Linked DNA regions of Homo sapiens: region 1 is linked to region 2. A link is an interaction called in ENCODE POLR2A ChIA-PET data of the cell type or tissue named here. Cell type or tissue: HepG2. All regions are shown on one strand. Each heading gives the region's core, and the rest is flanking DNA. Links, peaks and the distances in the headings are about the cores only. Region 1 overlaps RHOB (ras homolog family member B). Region 2 holds the start of LOC102724948 (a long non-coding RNA gene).

Region 1 (10,561 bases), core at 2,562-10,561, 87 kb after region 2:
CTTAGCAGAGCTCAAGCGTTGTGCTGGGAGATCTGATCCTCTCTTCAGAGCCAGCAGGCAAGAATGTTTAAGTCAGCTGAAGCTGTGCCCACAGCCACCCCTTCCCCCAGGTGCTCTGTCCCAGGGAGATAGGAGTTTTATCTATAAGCCCCTGACTGGGGCTGCTGCCTTTCTTTCAGAGATGCCCTGCCCAGAGAGGAGGAATCTAGAGAGGCAGTCTGGCTACAGTGGCTTTGCCGAGCTGTTGTGGGTTTCACCCAGTTCAAACTTCCTGGTGGCTTTGTTTACACTGTGAGGGGAAAACTGACTACTCAAGCCTCAGTAGTGGCAGACGCTCCTCCTGCCACCAAACTCAAGCATCCCAGGTCAACTTCAGACTGCTGTGCTGGCAGTGAGAATTTCAAGCCAGTGGATCTTAGCTTTCTGGGATCTGTGGGGGTGGGATCCACTGAGCTAGACCACTTGGCTCCTTGGTGTCAGCCCCCTTTCCAGGGCAGTGAATGGTTCTGTCTCACTGGCATTCCAGATGTCACTGAGGTATGAAAAAAAACTCCTACAGCTAGCTCAGTGTCTGCCCAAATGGCCGCCCAGTTTTGTGCTTGAAACCCAGGGCCCTGCTGGTATAGGCATCCAAGAGAATATCCTGGTCTGTGGGTTGTAAAGACAGTAGGAAAAGCGTAGTATCTGGGCCTGAATGCACCATTCCTCATGGCACAGTCCCTCATAGCTTCCCTTGGCTAGGGGAGGGAGTTCCATGACCCCTTGTGCTTCCAGGGTGAGGTGATGCCCCATCTTGCTTCTGCTCACCCTCCGTGGGCTGCACCCATTGTCTAACCAGTCCCAATGAGAGGAGCTGGGTATCTCAGTTGGAAATGCTGAAATAACCCTCCTTCTGCGTTGATCTCATTGGGAGCTGCAGACGAGAGCTGTTCGTATTCTGCCATCTTGCCAGCCCCTCTAATTTTTTTTTTTCTATTTTTTGTAGACACTGGGTTTCACCATGTTGCCCAGGCGGGTCTTGAACTCCTGGGCTCAAGTGATTCACCTGCCTTGGCGTCTCAAAGTCCTAGGATTACATGTGTGAACTGCCACACCCAGCCTATTATCAAGGCCCCTTTAAAGTCAAAATTCGATAACTTAATAGTTACTAAGAACCTACCATGTGACAGGCCCTGATCTAGATGCTGAGGCTGCAAAAATGTGTATGATATGATGCCCTGGGGAGCTTACAACTGAAAAAATCCTAAATAAACAAGAGTTGTTATTGTTCCATACTCATGTAGTCAACAAAATTTATTCCATTCCTGTTTGTGCTTAAGGTACTCTGATGAATCCACTCAAGGGAAGGAATCGAGATTTATTGAGGACTTAGAATAAGCTGGGCACTCTGCCGAGTATTTGGTTTGATCTTGTTTAATCTTCAAAATCATTTTACAAATAAAGAACCTGAGGCAGTAGAGGGCAGGAGGAATTGGCCCAAGAATGTGCAGATAGTGACAGACAGAGACTGGGCTTCTGTCTGTGGTCCTTGATTTTCCAGCTAAACCACACTGCCTGTCCTGCAGCAGCAGGAGATGAAATGATATGATGGGTTCCAGCCTGGGTAATATATCAAGACCCCCATCTCCACAGAAAATGTAAAAATTAGCCAGGCGTGGTGGCACCCACCTATAGTCCTAGCTGCTCAGGAGGCTGAGGCAGGAGGATCCCTTGAGCCCAGGAGTTCAAGGCTGTAGTAAGCTATGACCACGCCACTACACTCCAGTCTGGGCAACAGAGCAAGTCTCTAAAAAAAAGAAATAAACTAAAATTACAATGGGATATGTGTTATGACAGAAAGGAAGACATTCCCCTCTTACTCCACTCCTAACCCTCTTTTTTGAGGTCCCCAGCAAATTTCATGAACTTTGATCTCTTCTATTACCTAGCTGGGGATGAGAAGGTTGCAGAGGCCCAGGGTGAATCTGGGGCTCAGCTGCTTCTGCCTCCAGTTACCCCCTTCATGGTCGTGCTTGACATTCTGACTTCTTAGTTTACTGGTGAAATTACTCACCAGTTGGTCAGTATGTCATGGAAAGAGATTAGGTCATATCAGCCTGCTAGGAAACTCTTGGCTTTCTAAACCTGGTTAGCACTTTTTCCCTTTGAGTTGTTTATACATTCATTGCATTTCATCTTTATTTGTTCTTGCAGATTTGGCAGGTGACAAACTATATAATCCGTAACTTCTACCATTACCCATAAAGTTAAAACTTTGAACAATTCTCCTTTGGCATGGCTAAACCCACCTCAGAGAACCCAAGCTGGCTAACTTATGTTGGTGCTATCTTATGCATTTAGTCTGGATCTCCATTTGGCCAATGATTCTAGACATCTTTGGAGGAAATTTGTAGCCAGAAGATTGCTCAACCTAAGTAAATGGGGATAGATGGATCTTCCCATTTGCAAAATCAGCCTGGTTATGTGACCAAACATCAGAGTTTCCCATATTTGGCCATTATTGAAGAGCGTATATTTTACAAGTGATTTTTTAAGCACTTATACAAATACTATTTTTTATACTATCAGAATCCCATTTAAAATTTTTCTACCATTAAATGGCAAATGCATTCTTGCATTCCTTTTAGGTACCTCCAGAAGGTTTCAATTGTTTATCCAAGGGTCAAACAAGCTCTGGAATTAAATGGAATCAATCCTTAACAAAGTGATGAGTAACTTGCTTCTTGTAACATTTTTTCTTTCCTTTTCAGGATTAAAAGGAGAAGAAAAATATCCCCAAATGACAGCCAGAGGATAGAGGTCACCCAGAGTCATAAAAGCCCATGGTCTGTGTTTGTAGCCCTTGGAATTTCACATTCAGATCATGACTCCTAGAGTTAAAAACACAGGCCAGTTTCTCAATCCAGGATCCAAAACTTCCCAGCTTCCTCTGACACTTGAAGGTCAGCCCCTGGTGACCAGCACTGAGCACACTAGCCACCCAGGTGGTCCTGTGGAGGGTGGCCTGCAGCCCTGGAAATGCACTCCTGCTATCTGATTCTCAGGATTACCAGGAGTACTTCCCCCAGGACCTTGCTGGGCCAAAGCACACTGTGGAGATGGGGGTACAGAGAAGCCCTTTTCTCCATGGGTGCTGCCAGTGCCCAAAGCCTGGCCTTCAAGGAGAATGAACTTTCTTTCTCTTTTCTTTTCTTTTTCCTTCCTTCCTTCCTACCTTCCTTCCTTCCTTCCTTTCTTCCCTCCTTCCCTCCCTCCCTCCCTCTCTCTCTCTCTCTTTCTTTGTTTTTTTCTGGTTTTGCTCTGTTGCCCAGGCTGGAATGCAGTGGCAGAATGTTGGCTCACTGCAACCTCTGCCTCCTGTCTCCCAGGTTCAAGCGATTCTCGTGCCTCAGCCTCCTGAATAGCTGGGATTAGAGGCATAAGCCACCACGCCCAGCTAATTTTTGTATTTTTAATACAGACGGGGTTTAACCATGTTGGCCAGGCTGGTCTCCAGCTCTTGACCTCAAGTGATCTGCCCACCTCAGCCTCCCAAAGTGCTGGGATTACAGGTATGAGCCACCACACCCAGCCAAAGAGAACTTTCTTAACTTCCCTGTACTCACAGCACAGCCATTCTTCAGCTCATCTTCCTCTCATTGCTTATGGCAGCTGTTCCAAACTTTTGTCACTTCCTCAGGTCTCTTAGAAGTTGATGCTTCCTAAATTTCTGTAATTTATTTAATTAACTCATTCATTCAACTACTATTTGAGGTCCTAGGAGATGTCAAGCACTGTATAGGGCATTAGGGACACAGCAGTGAATGAGCGGACATGGCCCCACGCTTGTTGTGGAGCTTCTAAGCTAGCTCACAGTCCCTTCCAACTCCACTGACTTCCCAGGTCATCCCATCCCTTCTCCCAGCCTTCAGTTACAACCTGTACCCTGAAAACTCCCTCTTTTCTCAGCTGACCCAGAAATCCATCCAACTGGGCCAGACAGTGTCATATAGGCATCCTGGCTTCTGGCTGGCAATGAGGAAAAGAATCTCCTTATAAAGAGGATGGTTGAACAACTCGGCCAAGACTCATCCCAGAGTGCCTTTATCCTGGGGATACCTGCTCTGATCCCAGCTGAAATCTCCATGCTGGAAACCCTCAGGAAACCATTTCCCCTTCCCACCTGCCTAGGCAGGGATAATACACAGCAGCACTAAAGCCAGGCTACAGCTTTTAGCAGAACTTTCTTGAAGGTTCCTAGAGAAGAAAATTAATTATCCACCAGGTGGAACTTACAACTGGATATTGGATATGTTTTCTCCTAGAGTATACACTGGCCTGGACGGCCCTGATAGGCTCTCTCTGCCTACCCTGGTCACCTACGTAGAAAAGAAGTCACCTCCCCTCCCCATCTTATCCCCACCCAGAAATACTTTCAACACACCTAGAGCATGTTCTCAGAGAGGGAGGCCGGGAGCAGTGGCTCATGCCTGTAAACCCAGCACTTTGGGAGACTGAGGTGGGAGGATCACTTAAGCCCGGGAGTTTGAGACCAGCCTGGCCAACATAATGAGACCTCATCTCTACAGAACATTTAAAAAAAAAAACTAGCTGGGTATGGTGGTATGTACCTGTAGTCCCAGCTACTCGGGAGGCTAAGGTGGGAGGATAGCTTAAGCCCAGGTTGAGGTTGAGGGTGCAGTGAGCCAAAATCGTACCACTGTACTCCAGCCTGAGTGACAGAGTGAGACTCTCCCTCAATAAAACAGACAGAGAGGGGAAGGAGGCCCCCTTTCTCTGCTGTTTCTGGTCTTTTTTTAATTCTTTTTTAATTCTCCACTCTGTTGCCCAGGCTGGAGTACAGTGGTGCTCTCATATCTCACCACAGACTCCCAACTCCTAGGCTCAAGCAATCCTCCTGCCTCAGCCTCCCTAGTAGCTGAGACTACAGGCACATGCTGCCATGCCCAGATACTTTTTTTATTTTTTATTTTGGTAGAGATGAGAACTCACAATGTTGCCCAGGCTAGTCTTCGACTCCTGGCCTCAAGCAATGCCCCCACTTCAGCTTCCTGAAGTGCTGGGATTACAGGTGTGAGCCACTGTGTAAGGTCTGCTTTCTAAGACCACAGTTCCCATCCCAGGATTTTCTTCTTCCTAGGAAGATTGTTCTGACTAGGTCCTCTCCCTGCAGGGGGACTTCTTTCATCCATAGATTGTGGCCTTTCTGCCTGCTGAACAGTACACTGTAGTCTAACTCTGTAGAGAAAGTACACATATTGTGATGTGGGGGTCGGGGGAGGGAAGGAGGTTGAGAAGGACAGTGACTATTTGCAGAGATACCTTGCACTATCTATAAAACCAAACTCAATATGTCCCTCCCCACAAATCTACTCACCTTTTGTGGGTACCCTCCCCACAAATCTACTCATCTTTTGTGGGTACCCAAATTTGTGGGTACCCTCCCCACAAATCTACTCATCTTTTGCTTATTCTTATCTTAAATAATGGCATCATTATTTAAATAAATATGTCCCTCCCCACAAATCTACTCATCTTTTGTGGGTACCCTCCCCACAAATCTACTCATCTTTTGTGGGTACCCAAATTCGTGGGTACCCTCCCCACAAATCTACTCATCTTTTGCTTATTCTTATCTTAAATAATGGCGTCAGCATCCTCAAAGTCACCCAAATCAGAGTACTGGGCATCACCCTGGTGCCTCCCACTCAGGTTCCCACACCCTCTTTCTCCTAAATATCTTTCCAACCTGCCATCTCCTTCCCGTATCTGCACCTGGGTTCAGGCCTTCTCATCTCTACTGGAACCAGGGAAAAGTCTTCCTCACTGATCTTCCTGCCTCCAGCTTCCCTGCTCTAATCCATCCTCCACACTGCAGTTTGCTTTCTCAAACTGGAATCCCACCATACATGTAGGATTGTTTTCCTGGAGCCAGACTACCTGTGTTCAAACCTGTGTAAGTTTTGTGACCGTGGGCAAGTTGCTCGACCCCTGTGTAGCTCAGTTTCCTCATCAGTAAAGTGAGGATAATGGTGCCCGCCCCAGAGAGACTGTGGTCAGCTGCTTCTAAAATGGCTTCCAATGAGCCCACCTTCTGGTAGTCATGCCCTGTGTAATACCCTCTCATCATCATCATGATTATGACTTGTTTAGGCACACCACTATGCTAAAAACTCCAAAAGGGTAAGGATAGTGGCTGTCTGTTTAGCTGCTGTATCTCAAGCTCTTAGCATTGTGCTAGGTTCACAATCTTATAGTCAACGATAAAAGAATAAACAGGAAGAAACTGAACTGGGGTCCTCCAGACTCTTACCTCTTGGGCCAGAAAAGGAGCTGCTGAGAGTCGGGGGGCACTCTGAGAGCCCAGGTGCTCCTTCCAGCCAGAAGATGGACCAAGTAAGTAAGGACCCAGCAAGCTGGCACCCAAGGTCCCTTTTGGTTTCACAGCCTCCTTGAGGCCAGGGTGGAGGTTTCTCCGGAGCACAGGGATCACAAAGCTAGTCCTGTGTCTGAATCACATCCCTGGAAGGCACAGAGGAAACAATGAAATCTTCATCACCAACCCCCTCTCCTGGCCTGCCAGATAGATGCTCCTTGTTTTGTGAACAGGGAGCGAAGAGGAGAGGCTGTGTTTTACTTGGCTAGGTAATACCACTCTTCTTGACTGAAGAAATATACGCTAGAGGGACTAAAAGTAGAAAGTAGTTCTCACCCAAGACAGCTTTATTCCCAGAGGCGAGGCCCTACAGTAACATAAAGAAGCTGTATGTATCCTCGATGTGCCAATGGCCCAATTATCTCCCTCCCCACCCCACCCCCAAGATTTTTTCCACCTACACATCACCCACTCCTGCTTAAGATTTAGCTCAAATGATTCCTCCTCCATGACACCTTCCCCATCTTCCCGGGCAAAAATAGGTACCTGTGCCCTAGGCTCCTGTCGTGCCCTTGCCTAATGCCTCCATTACATCATGCTATAATTGTGGTCTTGGTGGATGCCTTCTTGCAACTGCCAGGGGGCCACCAGGCTGTGAATGAGCTCCTGGAGGGGGAGGACTGTGTTTTATTGCTTTTGTATTCCCACCTCATCAGAGTTCACAAAGTAGGTGCCAACGCTGATTAAATTAGAGTGCTGTTGCATTCTGAATTCAGGAATGGCAGAAATAGGTTGGGGCCTGGTGGCTCATACCTGTAATCCCAACACTTTCGGAGGAGGATATAACAGGACTGCTTGAGCCCTGGAGTTCGAGACCATCCTGGGCAAAATAGCAAGACTTTGTCTCTACAAAAAAAAATTTAAAAGTTAGCTGGGCACACCTGTAGTCCCACCTACTCAGGAGACTGAGGTGGGAGGATTGCTTGAGCCCAGGAGGTTGAGGCTTCAGTGAGCTATGATGGCACCACTGCACTCCAGCCTGGGCGACAGAGCAAGACCCTGTCTCTTAAAAAGGAAAGAAAGAAATGAATCTCTAGAAGGGCATTAAACCCATTTTTGCAGAAGAATGTAGGGAAGAGAAGATAGGAGTTATGTGTGGCTTATCTTAGAAGGAAAGCTCTCTGGAAGCTATGTACTCCGTTGTGTAAGGAAGTCAAGACTGCAGGGCATAGCACCATAAGTCTGTGGAATTTAATCTATTTTCATAGGAAACCACCTCCCTACTCTGTACACTGACAAGGACTCTCCCTTATTCGAAGCCAGTAGTTCTCAAAGTGTGGTCCCAACCAGCAGCTTGTCATCACTTAGAACCTTGCTACAAATTCAAATTCTTAAGCCCTAGCCCAGACCTACTGGATCAGAAACTGTGGGGTTAGGCCCAGCCATCTGTGTTTTAACCAGCCCTCCGTGTAATTCTAATACACACTTGACTTTGAAAACTGAAGTTCCAAGTCTACTGAAACTCACGTGAAAAAGACCTTAGAAATACAATCCAGATTGATTAAAGATTAAGATTAAAGGAGAACTCAAGACAATGCCCCTTACTGCAAAATGCCCAGGATCAATGCAACTTCCCAGTATTTTCCACGAAACAGTTCAACAGGCAATTAAATCAACTCAACACATTTATTTTAAATGTGCAAAATGAATTTTCATATTCTAAGAGTAACACCAGATGTTTTACCTCTTTTTCCTAATTGATTTTCCAGCCTACAGCAATTCATCTTTATGTTTTCCAGTTGGATCCTAATGCAGCAAGAAGAGTGTGTTCCGGCAGGATTATGAAATGCCACGCATTTTCAAACAAGCATAACTTGGGCTGCCATGCGTCATCTGAGTGTTTGTCTGCCCATAATATAAAACACAGACAGTTATGGGTACCAGGCAGATCAGAGCAACCCAGAAAAGGCCCTTTCAGGGAGTTGGGCCTCCAGGCTCTTGGCTGGTTGCAAAGCTGAGTCCTGGGCATTCAGCCCAAGCCTGAACTCTTCCCCCACTGGGTCCTGCGCTCCCTGGTACCAAAGGATTTGCTAGCTGTAAAAGCTGCAAATAAACATGCTGTTTGTCGATGGGAAGTTTTGTCTTTAAAATGAAAAAGGAGACTGCAGTCTGGAGGTGAGTGGGGCCGAGGGACTGAGGAAGGAGTTAGGCAGTTGCTCAAAGCAGGCAGCCTGGATAGACCCCTCTCCCCTCTGCTCCTGGAGGAGCCCAGACAATCCCCTTCTGTTAGTCAATGCACCCACCCAGCTGAGCAGGAGGTCCAGTTACTGCCAGCATTTAAGTGGGTGAAAGGTCACCACCAACCAGGTTTTATTCACTCAACAAAAGCTCTTGGAGTCTGGGGTAAGACCAGGAAACAGAAGCCTCAAGCTTTGAAGCAAACAACTTCAAAGGAGACCTCCACCTTTGTCCTGGGAATGGGGAGGAGGGGGAAGGAGAAGGTGGCAACTAAGTGCTAGAAACCCAGAAAATGCTGATTCAAAAAAAATGAAAACCACACTTCTCAGGCAGTTGACACTCTCAGCTACCTTCCCTGGAAGCTGCGAGAGCTGGCAGGTTTGAACCATCATGCCTGCAGCAGAATTTTAATGTGGTCTCCACCTATAAATCAGCCCGTCTGGTTCTAAGAACCATTACAGCAAAGCTAAGTGTCTACGATTAGAGTTTATCATGACTCTCAAAAAGTGGCAGCTCCAACTTTAAGAACCACCAAAACATCCAATGTTCTTTCCACAATATGGCCCTTCTCTGAACTTAGAATAAATCATTCTAGGTTACTTAATAAAGGACATATTGGGATCAAAGCTTGATAATTTTAAAAAATCACCTCTTTATCTGAACTCCCCCACTTCTGGAAGCTCCAGGCCCAAAGATAACAACCTACAACTTCCTGGGATATTGTGTAAACCCCTTGATGGCCTGAAGGGAACCCAGTAAACAGGCTTCCTGATAGCGTGACCCCACACCAACGATTAATAAAGGTTTTCTAAATTTAAAATGCACAAATGATAACTTTCCAAGACTCAAAGAATAAGCAAAGCCCCATAATAGACTTAAAGACACAAGTGTTTTTAAGACACACAGATGAATGAAATCAAGATCTTCGGTCTCACCCAATTGAACTGAGTACATAATAGGTCAAAAGTTTTTGCACTGGGTGTCGGGGTATCCACTCATCTTCCTCTAGGAATGTGACAGGAACAACCTGGTCTCCCTTGGTCACCCAACCCCCACATGCTCTCAAAGGGACTTCATCCTCATTTACTACATTTGCTATAAGGGAAACGGAGTTGGCAAGAAAGGATCTCGCCTAGGAGAATATCTCCCTTGTTCCAAATTCACAAGGGTATTTTTACACACTATTAAACCACAAGAGCCATTTTATAAATGTCATCATCATAGTCTTTTAATATTTTACATAAAAAACTGTATACACAGCTTATAGAACTTTTATGTAAACATCATAAGCTCACCATTTTGTCATTTGTCAGTTTATTTAAAAAATAAAAAACAAGACAACAATTTAGTAGAAGTACCACTGGGAGGGAGGGGAGGGGAAAAAAGGATATACAGGGGCAGGTGTATTCTCTGTACAGAGGTGCAGAGAAAATTTCACATAGCTTTAGAGAATGCCTTGTGGAAAAAAAAAAAATAGGCCCCAATACTTGTTACTGCCCTTTATCAAAACTGTGTGCATGACCTGCACAAATAAAATCACAAAACAGTGTTGCCACATTCTTCAAGGAAACAAAGCAAAATTTAGTGGGTTTCTTTTCCCTCTCCTTGTTAAAAGTCATTTTTTAAAAACATCAGAAGTAGATGAGGTTACAGCGTACAAGTGTGGTCAGAATGCTACTGTCGTATGCAAATGACGAGTGCATTAAGTGTCAAACAATGAAACAATTGTGCAAAGAATAAAAAAACAAATTTTAGCCTTTAAATAAATCAAATAACATCAGTTTCTTGGACTGAACAATTTTCACTTCTAGGACAGGCACAAAGTTCGCTTATGGCAAAAACAACCCCACAGCGCATCCTCCCTCCTCCCTCCGGTAGCTGGTGGAGGGTTCGCAGCGGGCTGGCCCGCAGGAGAGGCTGTGCTGAAGCTGTGTCCTCCCCAAGTCA
Region 2 (11,157 bases), core at 1,321-9,320:
AATGACAATGCATGCAGAAACTTCATTAGCAATTTTAATTTTACCCCGGTCCTGTGGTCCTGTGATCTCGCCCTGCCTCCATTTACCTTGTGATATCTTATTACCTTGTGAAGCATGTGATCCCTGTGACCCACACCCTATTCATACACTCCCTCCCCTTTTGAAAATCCCTAATAAAAACTTGCTGGTTTTATGGCTCAGGGGGCATCACGGAACCTACCGACATGTGATGTCTCCCCCGGACACCCAGCTTTAAAATTTCTCTCTTTTGTACTCTGTCCCTTTATTTCTCAACCCAGCCAATGCTTAGGGAAAATAGAAAAGAACCTACGTGACTATCAGGGGCAGGTTCCCCGATAACAGTGAGCCTCCCCACCCCTTTTACCATTTCCAGCAAAGTCTCAGCAATAACTAAGTCCCATTTTTTGCCTTGCCTCTCATGGCCCCAAAGACTGAGTATCAGAGCCCTACTCAGAAGGTTAAGGGAACACCATCAGGCCACAGCCCTGGCTGCAGTCAGCTCTGGCCTCCGCATGCACCCTTGTCACTGAGTGTGCATTTCTTGAGGATGCTCCCCGGGCAGCCGTTCATGCCTCAGACATTTGGATCAGAGGAACACCAACTGAGGGAACTGGAAAGCAGTGGCTTCACCTTATTTGCTTGTTCCACGTCAGCTGCCCTCCAATGAGGGTGTGTTGAGCTGCACAGACAGCCCTGTCAGGGGCCTGTTTTTGGTGGCTCTGCAGGATTACAAGACTCCATCACTGAGGAGTGAGGGAAGCAGCTGACACTCCAGCTTGCACTCTGGATGTCTCTCTGTATGTGTCTGCCACTGAAAACTGGCTCTTCAATAATGCATGGGGCTATTAGCGCCAAGCTGAGGATGACTTGCTCCCTCCCAGCGATCAAAGCTGCCGCTGGGAGCCCAGTCGATGATCAGATTTCATGGGCTCCTTGTAACTGTTGCCCCTTCATATGAGATTAGAATGGACTATTTCATGGCCAAGGATGAAAGCAGCAAGGATTTGGGAGAAAATCCGGCTTCCCCGATAAATCAAAATGCTTCCATTTCATTACAAATGGGTGCATGACACAGCTAATAGCTCCTGTGAGAGGGAACGCTGCGGGACCAGCTGTCTCCACCAGCTTCTTTCGGAGGCTGGGTAAAATGTGTAAGATGCTGGACCAGGGAAGCCACTTGATTGCCTTATGTCCAGGGCACCTTCCAGACCATAGAGGCCTGCCACAAATCCCTGGGAAATTCGCCTTTATTCTGCAGCGTTAGCAAAGTTTGGAGCAATCCCCTCAGAGGCGATTGGGTGGTTGGAGCCAGGACTGCTGGGGAGGAGGCGGCTGCAGCCAGCAGCTGACATAACATTAATAGCTCCTCACCACTGTGCATGCTCATATGTCCAGTACTTTGCATATAGTAAGTACCTCTAATCCTTGCAGCAACTGCAATGTATTATTAGATCTTGCTACAGTGAAGAAACTGAAGATCAGAGAGCTGAAATGATCTTGTCAGGACCACCCAGCTAAGGAGTGCTGGAGCCCAGAGTGAAAGCCCAGGGCTGTGCTCATGCCCCTGTACCAGCTGCTCCCTCAAGTCCCTCCAGAAGCAAAGACAAATCTAGTAGCAAAAGGGAGTGTCCCTGGAGGAGCTGGCCATTTCAGTTACAGGAGAGGGGTGGGGTATGCAGTCGACTATGAGAATCCCCTGGTCTGACTTCAGAGGCTTCTCACAGTCAGGCCCAGAGGGCATCGCAGCCGCCTTTAGTGTCTTCTCCAGGGAGCTCTCTCCTTTCTCGGCTGAGATGCTGATTTCTTCTGGCTGCTGGCTCTGAGCCCCAGGGTGGATCATCTATCCTCTCTGTGCTTGCTTCCATCATCTGTGAATTGGAGGTAATGACGCCGCCTTCGTGGCAAGACAGCCCAGGAGCTGCTCGGGCCGCGTAGTACAATGGGATTCTCCTGGCTCATATATCCCAGCGAGAGCCTACCTCTGCCCACCTGCCCATGCCTTCCTTCCTCTGCAGTAGCTTCCCCGCTTCATCTATGCCCCCAGAGTCTGGGAAGCCTGGGTCCAAACTCCTCCTCCTTTTGAAAGATCTTCCCTATGTGGACTTCCCACCAGCCTATAGCCTGGATGGGTGGGATCTCCTCATCTCTAGTGTTGTGAGATGAGGTCACATATCACCAACTTGGCCAGGAGCCACGAGGAGCAGGGTGTGGTCTCTCCACTTCCACCTCCCATCTGTGCCCCCAGATCCCCTATATCTTCTTGGGCATCCAACCTGAGGCAGGCTGCAGCAAGGCTGATGGTAATTTTGTAGACCTGGCTTCAGAGTGTTGGGTGGTCTCTGAGTCAAAGAACAATTCCCCCATCCATCTCCCTGCCCCAGTGGACGGAAGAATGCCTCCTGCAGAACGAGCACAGGCCAAGGAGTCAGAGGCAGGCACCAGCGGCACCCTCAGAGAAGGGTCCTCCCTGCCCGCCTCCCCTGTCCAGGTTTGGACACATCTGTGTCCCTGACGTGTCCCTGATAGACCCAGAGGTACAGATGCCATAGGGAGGCTGACCCTCCCACCTGACCCTCCGACCAGATCAGAGCCCTTGAGGGTGGACTGTGTCTGGCTCATGCCCACGTGCCCAGGGCCAGCATCATATCTGCACGGGGAGATGCCCCACGTGTGGCGAGTGTTAGACCTAGTCAGGGGTGAGGAGAACCGGGACTGAGGCCTGGAGACATGGTGGGTGGGCTTCGCAGGCAAACTCGGAGACAAGAAAAGCTGGGTTGGCCACGCAGAAGGGGCTCAGTGATCGGGCTCTGACCAGGGCACTCATAAATACGTGTTTGCAAATCACCGACTTTCAATCCCCCCCACCTCAAATTCAGAGACAGCTTGATGTATGCTGTGCGGAGGAGCCATGGCCTAGGGACAGTGCCATCACTAACGCCCTGGGGAACTCCACACGCACGGCCTCTCCCTGGGACTCAGATTCCTCACTCACACCAGGAGCTGGAGTAGAGGTTCTCAGCAGCCCCCCATCAGCTCCCACAAAATGGCTGTTGTGAAATTCCCTGCACTGTGCCCAAACCCCTAACCACAGGCAGTGGAGACCCCAGGCCTCAGTGTGCTATCAGCCTGAGGAAAGGTGGCTTTATCCTGCCAGAATTCCCTCCCTCAGTTCTTCCCACCACTCCCAGCTCGTTGTCCACCTGCTGGGCAGTCCTATACCTGGGCCTGTCAGGACGAAGGCCTGCCCGGGCTAGCGGCTGTGCAGAGATCAGAAAGGAATTACTGCAAGAACCCATCTGTTTGTGCCTCTGCTTCAGAAGCTACTTGTGGGTTGAAGTAAAAGCTTTGGCTCTGTTGTCAGGGACAGTGAAGAGCATCTGTGTCCTTCGATGCTGCACATATAGGAGCTGGAACCCTAGGACTCTTCAGTGTCCCCTTTGGATGGGGCAGAAGGCCTGATTGACAAGTGGCTCTGAGGAGAAAAGTCTAAACAGACATCATTGAATGAACACGAATTGTTCCTCTTGAGGTACATATAGGCTCCAGTTTGCCTTCAGTCAGGACACAGAAAGGAATCTGCCAGGAAGGGGACTGGAGCGGGGATTAGGAGGGTTGAGCCTGCTCTGGTGAGCTCCATGAGCCTGGGCATGGCCTCCACCTTTCCACACCCGGGAAGGTTTGCACGTGCTGCTCTCTGGGGTCTGGGCCAATGGCTGCATCCCCCGACAGACACTAACAGTTCTAGTCACCATGGGGAAGAGGCGCAATGGTCATCCCTTCCTAGGAGAGCGTTTCAGAGATCATGCTGTGCGGCGGGTGTTTGATGTCTCACCATCCCCTCAGACCAGTGCGGTTGGGCTACCAGCATCTGCCCGCAAGGTGATCACTAGTTTCAGGCTTAAGTAAGCATTACTTCAGCACTGCCTGTGGGTTCCACGGCAGGCCAGGCATTTTCACACAGTGTTTCATGATATCCCACAATCCTCATTATCTCCCAATGAACCAGGTCCTGCTCAACACAGTCTGGGGCTCCCCGCTCCCCCTCTGCAGCTGCTCCATCTGCCAGGGACTTGACTCAGCCTGCTCCTCTTTCAATATTCAAGACAGAAATGCCAGGTGTGGCAATCTTGTCGGTCCTTCGAGTGTCAGCCAAATGCCCCTTCCTCCAGGAAGCCTGCCAAACTTCTCCCTCCCTGTCACGTATGCCTGTGCTTGCATCCTGGCCAGGCCCTTGTCACCCTTGTTGCTGTGGAGTTATTTGTACACCTGACTTTGCCCCCTGGAGCTCCCCAGGGCACCAATGCTGAGTCTTTCATTCCCTGGCGACACCCCCTTCCCCTCAGGCACTTGCTGAGTGAATAGGCGAGCACGGTTGTGGTCTGGCTGACACCTTCCTCGACACCCAAGACAAGGAATAAAGGGTTAGAGTCTTCAAAGTGATCCCTTTAGCCTGCAGGGAGACCGCAGCAGGGTGTACACTGGATGAAATTACGTAAAACACGAAGAGAGCACGGGGCACAGGAGTGCTTCTCAAGAAAGGGGCTCTGGGGCAGGAGCAGAAGCCCGTGGCAGGGACGAGGGCTGTGGGCCACTGAAATGCTCCCTGCCAGCCCCAGTGCCCGCAGACGGCCCCTCCAGCCTGGGGGAAGCTCTGCCTGCCTCCTCAGGCCGCCCGCAAACTGCTCGTGGCCCAGGGACCTCAGGGTTGCCTCCAGTGGACACACTTCGTGTCTTGCTAGAGCCCCGTTTCTAAGGGAGAGGCAGCCGACAGCTTGCTGGGAGATTTCTAAGAAGAAAGCTGGTGGGGTGGCTACTGCTTTCTAGATTACTCAGTGTGTGACTGGAAACACACTGGTCGCTTTGCACGGTCACAGCCGGCACAGCCTGTAGTCACAGAATGTTCTGGGCTCACCCTCTTCTCTGGCCTGGGGAAGTGAGGCTCAGCGTAGAGGCTGTACCCACAGGCACATGACGGTCTGCACCCAGGCCAGGGCTCAGTGAGGAGCCGGAGTGTCCCGGCCTGCCTGGACTCCAGCCGGGACCTCCCACATGAGGCTCATTCATCTATGCCCAGGATTCTCAAAGAACCCCGGCCCCAGCCTGCTCTCTGTCATGTGCTGAGCCCCAAGCTTACCCATGCCTCCTGCCGTGGGGACCAGAGAATGAGAAGACCACCAGGGAGACCCGCCCTGGAGACCATGGTGTGCTGCTGACTCACGGTGAGGCGGTTTCCTGAGGCGGGAGCGAGCCCCAGCCACCCACAGGAGTGTCTTCCAAGGGAGTGGAGGTGTGGGGAGACCAAGGCAAGCCCTAAAGGGTGCCAGGTATGGAGAGGGACAGAGGGGAGAGTCCACATCCAGGCCTCTACTGGGATGGGTGTGGTTTCTCCAGGGACAAAGCCATGAGTGAGGAACCTTATGATGGAGTGTGGGAGAAGGGGTGGGGGGCTCCAAGGAGGCTCAGCCAGTACCCAGGGCTGCTGTCTTCCCAGCGTGACTCACCGGGGCTTCTCCTCCTCCACCCAGCCCTGCCCCTCCATCTGTAAGATCTTTGATCTCACAAACATATTCTGTGCCCTTCCAGAGAATGACATCACCAAGTGTGCCCTCTGTCCTGTCACTTGGAGCTCCTGGAAGCACAGAATGTCCCTCAGCCTGGACACTGCCCCTGGCCTGGGGAGGTAGATGCTCCCCACCTCCCCTCCTGCCCTAGTGCAGAGGAAAGAAGATCAAATCTGGAGTCAGCAGACATAGGAGTCTAATCCCTGGTTCTGATATATCTAGGCAGTCATTGCCTTAGCCACACTCAGCCTTAATCTCCTGATCTGCAAAATGGGGAGAACCACACTAACTTTGCAGTTTGCGGTGAGAGTCAAGGAAACCCACGTGAGAAGTGTCTGGCACTGTGCCTCGCATGTAGTAAGTACTCACTAAATACTCGTTTACAGTTTTTTTCCCCTCCCTGTCTTAACCTTTTTTTCTCCAGTAAGTGACTGGGGACAGGAGTCCACTCTAAGAACCTCTGCCTGCCCTCAGAACTCCGTGGCCAGTGAGGGCTGCATGACCCCTTTGTGCTGGGAAGGTGCATCTCAGGACACTGACCTGCCTGTGCCCAGGCTCATGGTGTGGGCAGAGAAACTGTGGGTGAGACCTTTGTGAAAATGGAAACCCAGATGACCGGGAAGGGGAGGGGCCCCAGGAGGAGGGAGAACCAAAGGTCCTTGCTGTCTGTTATTCCACCTGTTTGTTTTCCCCTAATCCCCAGCCCACAGGGAGCTGCCACATTTCCCCTGACTCCCCCAGCGGGCCCAGCTCAGGGGCAGAGGCCGAGCAACACAAGCTGATCAGGCCACCATCACTGTTGGCTTCTGTGCCCAGGGGGTCCCTGCAGCCACCATCAGGAAAGCTCCCACCCTGGGGACAGTCTCTCCTGCCTCCTGTTCTTCCTGGGGTCAAAGACGTGCTCCTGCTCAAGGGTGAGCAGGTGCATGGGCTGGTGCCACCAGCTGGTACAGTGGCTCCCTTCTGCTCCCATGAGGGGCCTGGGAGATATTTCAGGGCTCTGTCCTCAGCCAAGCGTGGACTCAGCCAAACACTTGGGCAGGAGGGATGGTATCTTGTTGCCTTCAGGGCTTGGCTGAGCCCAGGGTCGAGAGCATTTTCAGATAGATGCCTGCTAACACACCAAACACGTCACTCCTTAACAAGATCTCCCTTGTGCCAGGGCTTGAGCTGAGCTCCAGGGAGTGAGAGAAAGGGGACCTAACAGACTTGTGGGAGACGAGCGTGAAGACAAAGCAATGACCCCAGATAGGCCAGTCGCAAATGCCAGGAAAGATCCACGGACCCTGGAGTTTCACCTGGACCTTGAGAAACAGAATTTGAATATTGTGGAGATTAACAAAACAAAACACCACAGGAGCAAAGGTCCTGAGTGAAGCTGGCCCTTTGGGGCTGGTGTATCTGGTCAGCTGGTAGGCATGGAGGGCCCACCCCACGGGGAGAAGCCAGGCAGAGAAAGAAGGCTGGAGGCGGCCGGAAAAGACGGAAAAGACACAGGTGTCAGGCGACGTTTGAATTGATTTTCAGCACTAGGGAGCCATCTCTGATCAGGGAGTGGAGTGAGCAGAAATGCCTTCTGGAGGAGGCCTTGAAACCACCTTTGCAAAAATGGTATCAGTGAGAAAATTATGACAGTGAAAGAGATCTCAGCTAACCTACCCCCAATCTTTCCTTTCCCTTCCTTATTCCTGGGTATTGGGCCGAGCTAACTTTGAAGACATTTAGGCTGTAGTTTAAATGGTAACAGGCCTTGTCCCAAAACGCAGCTGCTTTTGTAAAGCTAATGAGAGGCCATCAGGCCTGGGGGAGTAGAGGGCCCTGACTCCTGCTAAGGCGCAGACATAAAAGACTGTCAGCCACGATGCCAGAGGTCAGAAGACAGGCAACTTCCCTAATTACTCCTGCAAATAATGCCAATGTTGTGAACCTAAGGTCGGCCTTCCGAGATACCTTTTCAGGCCTTTTGCATGTCTGACACCCATGGCTCCACCTGGACCCGCCAACCTTGCCCCTGTGGCCCCACCCAGAAGTGACTCAGCACCCAGGAGGACAGCTTCGACCCCCTAAGATTTCATCTCTGCCAACAGCAAGCACCTGTTACCTGGCCACCCCCAACTCTTCCCCCAAACTGCCTTTGAAAAACCCCTAACCTACAAGCTTTGAAGATAATTTCAGTACTAACTCTGTCTCCCACATGGCACGGCGGGCCTTGGGTCTGTTCAATTCTTTCTTTACTGCAATTCCACGACCTTTCTTCATGCAGTGGGCAGGAAGAACTCCTCCAGTGATTACAGCCTGGGGTGCAGGGTCTGGATGGACGGAGCAGCACCTGGAGAGGGCCGTTAACCCTCTGTTGTCCATGTGTGGCTAGGCGAGGGCTGCAGCCAGACCCATGGCCTTATCTGCCTGCAGGGCCCGCCTGAGCCCTCAGTGACAGACACAGGTTTCTAAGCCAACCCAGAGGGGATGCAGAGCCCTCCCTTTGGAGAGTTGAGATCCTGCTGAACCTAGGAAAGTACTGAAACACCAGCAGAGAGCTCACAGAGCAGCCATGGCCAGGGCTCAGGCACTGCCTGCGGCCCACCCTGGAGCTCCCACGCCCACCTGTCTCATCTTTCCAGAACTGGCCCATCTCTGCAGAGTTGGCAGCAGGTCCTCCTGCCAGCTGAGAGCCAGCTCCAGGACTCCTTGGCTTTTTCCAGGCAGAGCCCAAGGCCCAGGTGCCAAACCCGTGTCCCAGCTCTTCTTGGCAGGCCTGGCCCTTGTTTGTCTTTGGGTTTTTCAACTTTTTATTTTGGAATCATTACAGACAAGTTGCAACGATAGTACAGAGAGTTCGTTCCCATGTACCCTCACCCAGCTTCCGCTAGTGTTAACGTCTTACATAACCGTGGTACACTTGTCAAAGCAAAGAAATTAACATTGGAACAATACTATTAATTGAACTACAGACTTTATTTGGATTTTAGAGTTTTTCCTTAAGGGACATTACAGTGTCATTTTTCTTGCCTAGGCCCAATCCCGGTTGCCACGTTGCATTTAGTTGTCACGTCCTTTGGTCTCCTTTCACCTGGGACCACTTCTCAGGGTTTCCTTGCTTCTTATGACCTTGACAATTTTTTTTAAATTATGGTAAAATAGATACGTAACATATTGCTATTTTAACCATCTTTAAGTGTATAATTAAGTGGCAGTAATTGCATTCACAATGTTGTGAAACCATCATCACTATTTCCAAAACAGAAACTCTGCCCCTTAACCAGTAACTCTCCACTCCCCTCCTCCCAGGTACCTTTTTTTTTTTTCTTTTGCGACAGAGTCTTGCTCTGTTGCCCAGGCTGCAATGATCTTGGCTCACTGCAACCTCCACTTCCCAGGTTCAAGCAATTCTCCTGCCTCAGCCTCCCGAGTAGCTGGGATTACAGGTGCCTGCCAACATGCCCAGCCAGTTGTTTGTATTTTTAGTAGAGACGGGGTTTTGCCATGTTGGCCAGGCTGGTCTCGAACTCCTGACCTCAGGTGAGCCACCCACCTCGGCCTCCCAAAGTGCTGGGATTATAGGCGTGAGCCACCGCACCTGGCCCCAGGTACCTCTTAAGAGGCTTAGAGGAGCCCCTACCACAGCCTCATGCCCAAGAAAGAGGTCTTGTTGTTTCTGGCCAGAATTGGTCCTTCCAGACCCTAAAGCTACACAAAGAAGCCTGCAGGAGTCGCTCCCTTCCTTATGGTGTCCATGGTGGGCACGAATCCTTGATCCTTAGCAAAATGCATACTCACTAAGGGTAGAGAGAAGTAGAAAGTCCCCATCCTGCCCCCTTCTCCTGTGTTGGCTTTTGTTTGTTTGTGTTTGTTTGTTTGTTTTCTGAGATAGGCGCTTGCTCTGTCAGGGCTGGAATGCAGTGGTGCAATCACGGCTCACTGTAGCCTTGACCAACCCCCCACCCGGGCTCAAGTGATCCTTGGGCCTCAGCCTCCTGAGTAGCTTACGCACCACCACACTCAGCTAATTTTTAATTTTTTTTTTGTAGAGACTTGGTGTCCCTGTGTTGCCCAGGGTGGTCCTGTACTGGCTTTTTAACAAAGGCTGAGACACCTTAGACATAGCTACTGACAGCTCCCTGGCTGAAGTCCGAACACCCAGCACTAGCATTTCTCTTTGTGGGGTCAATGTGGGGTTCTCAGAGGAGTCTACCCAGGCAGAGCACCCTAGATAGAGGTGCCCACTGCCCACCGGCCCCAGCTGTTATCACCATCGTGGTAGTCATGCAGACGAGAGTATCACTCTGCATAACTGCAGTCCCAAATTGGGGATGCCATCCTCAACAGGCTGTCTCCAAGGGCACACTGGACACAGGATGGCCTCAAAGCCAGGGGTGTGAGACCAGAGCCCGCACCATGCGGGCCTCTGCCACCTTGTAACAGGCATGGGACAGCAATGTGCCTGGCTTCCTGCCCCCAGGGCCACAGCCTTCTGGCCACAATCAGCAGACTCAGCCCTGCCACAGATCCGGGCACTCAGGACCCGGGCGCCCGTTGCCAGACTCCTGTCATCGGTCTCCAGCCACCTGTCCAGACACTCGTGCACCCCGATGGAACGTACTTGCTGCTTCCTCCCCTTTCCCTTACAAAATATCCTTCTATAACTCTTCATGGCACCAAACCTTTTACCAGTATATGCAGAGCCTGTTTGTCTCCGAATCCAGTTTAGCTTTCCCAGTACAGTGACCAACTCATCTCAGTTTACTCAGGACTTCCCTGGTTTTCACACGGAAAGTCCTGTGTCCTGGGCAGCCCCTCAGTCCCAGGAAACCAGGATGGTTGCTCACCCTATTTCCCAGCCTCTGCACCTACCAATCCCCACCGGGAAAGCCCAGATTATTCACACCTCCACGTAGCCATCTCTCCTGACCTCCAGCCTTCACAAATGCTGTTCCCTCCACCTGAATGCCCTTCCTCATCTTTGACTATCAAAAGCCAATGCAATGTTCAAGTCCAGCTCCTCTGTGAGGGCTTCCTGGTCCCCACCCTGGAGTCAGAGCTCCCTCCTCCATCCCCCTGGGGCTCACTTTGAAGCTCCAAAGGGAAGGGCCTCAGGGCTGGGGCAAGGCATGGATCCCCCTGAGTGTGCAAAGCGTCAGAATCAGTAACTGGCACAGCTCCAGCTGCCTCCCTCTCCTCACCCAGTAGTGAGCAACACGAGGGCAGAGACGGCTGGTTTTACCCCCTGTTACACATCAGGTGCTCATTAATACTGTATTCCCAACCTCCTCCAGCTGTGTTTGTCGGCCCCTCGGGCCTCATGTTGTTGCTCTGGCACCCCAGGGGCTCAGGTGGAGCCACGGCCAGGACAGGCCTCACCATTGGCAAGGGCACTCAAGCTCCCAGGTGGACTCCCAACCTATCCAGGCACTACAGCCAAGGGTAAGAGCCCTGGACTGGGGCCGACCTGCTTCCAATGACCCACCGTCCAACCTCGCCTTACCTTATCCGTAGGAGCCATTTGACAAGCTCTTGTTGAACAAATGCTACACATGAACACATGGGCTGTGTCCTGAAGGTGAGTAATGGCTTCCTA

Evidence for each region. Peaks named below come from ENCODE experiments on the same cell type or tissue, not always from the same donor. Only the 100,000 strongest peaks of a DNase experiment are listed, where the experiment ranks them.
Region 1: POLR2A ChIA-PET joins it to region 2 with 11 read pairs; 20 of 35 experiments call an interaction of 5 or more read pairs at or near these places.

What each region holds. Positions count from the first base shown.
Region 1 is chr2:20,448,700-20,459,260 of GRCh38, reverse strand. It overlaps RHOB (ras homolog family member B), which reads right to left. Exons shown (of 1, transcript NM_004040.4): 1 at 9,821-10,561. Among named protein-coding and RNA genes, the nearest start is that of RHOB, 6.9 kb to the right of the region's middle. RefSeq lists an enhancer at 8,499-9,060. In HepG2, for the core only: a CTCF peak has its summit at 6,564; DNase peaks (open chromatin) are centred at 6,560, 8,750, 9,330, 9,650 and 1 weaker place; H3K4me3 peaks cover 1,469 bases.
Region 2 is chr2:20,533,953-20,545,109 of GRCh38, reverse strand. It overlaps LOC102724948 (a long non-coding RNA gene), which reads left to right and starts at 4,943. Exons shown (of 3, transcript XR_939794.3): 1 at 4,943-5,240; 2 at 5,605-5,939. RefSeq lists enhancers at 1,391-2,375, 2,376-3,361, 9,742-10,739. In HepG2, for the core only: a CTCF peak has its summit at 3,228; DNase peaks (open chromatin) are centred at 3,240, 5,609, 6,229, 6,899 and 1 weaker place; H3K4me3 peaks cover 1,099 bases.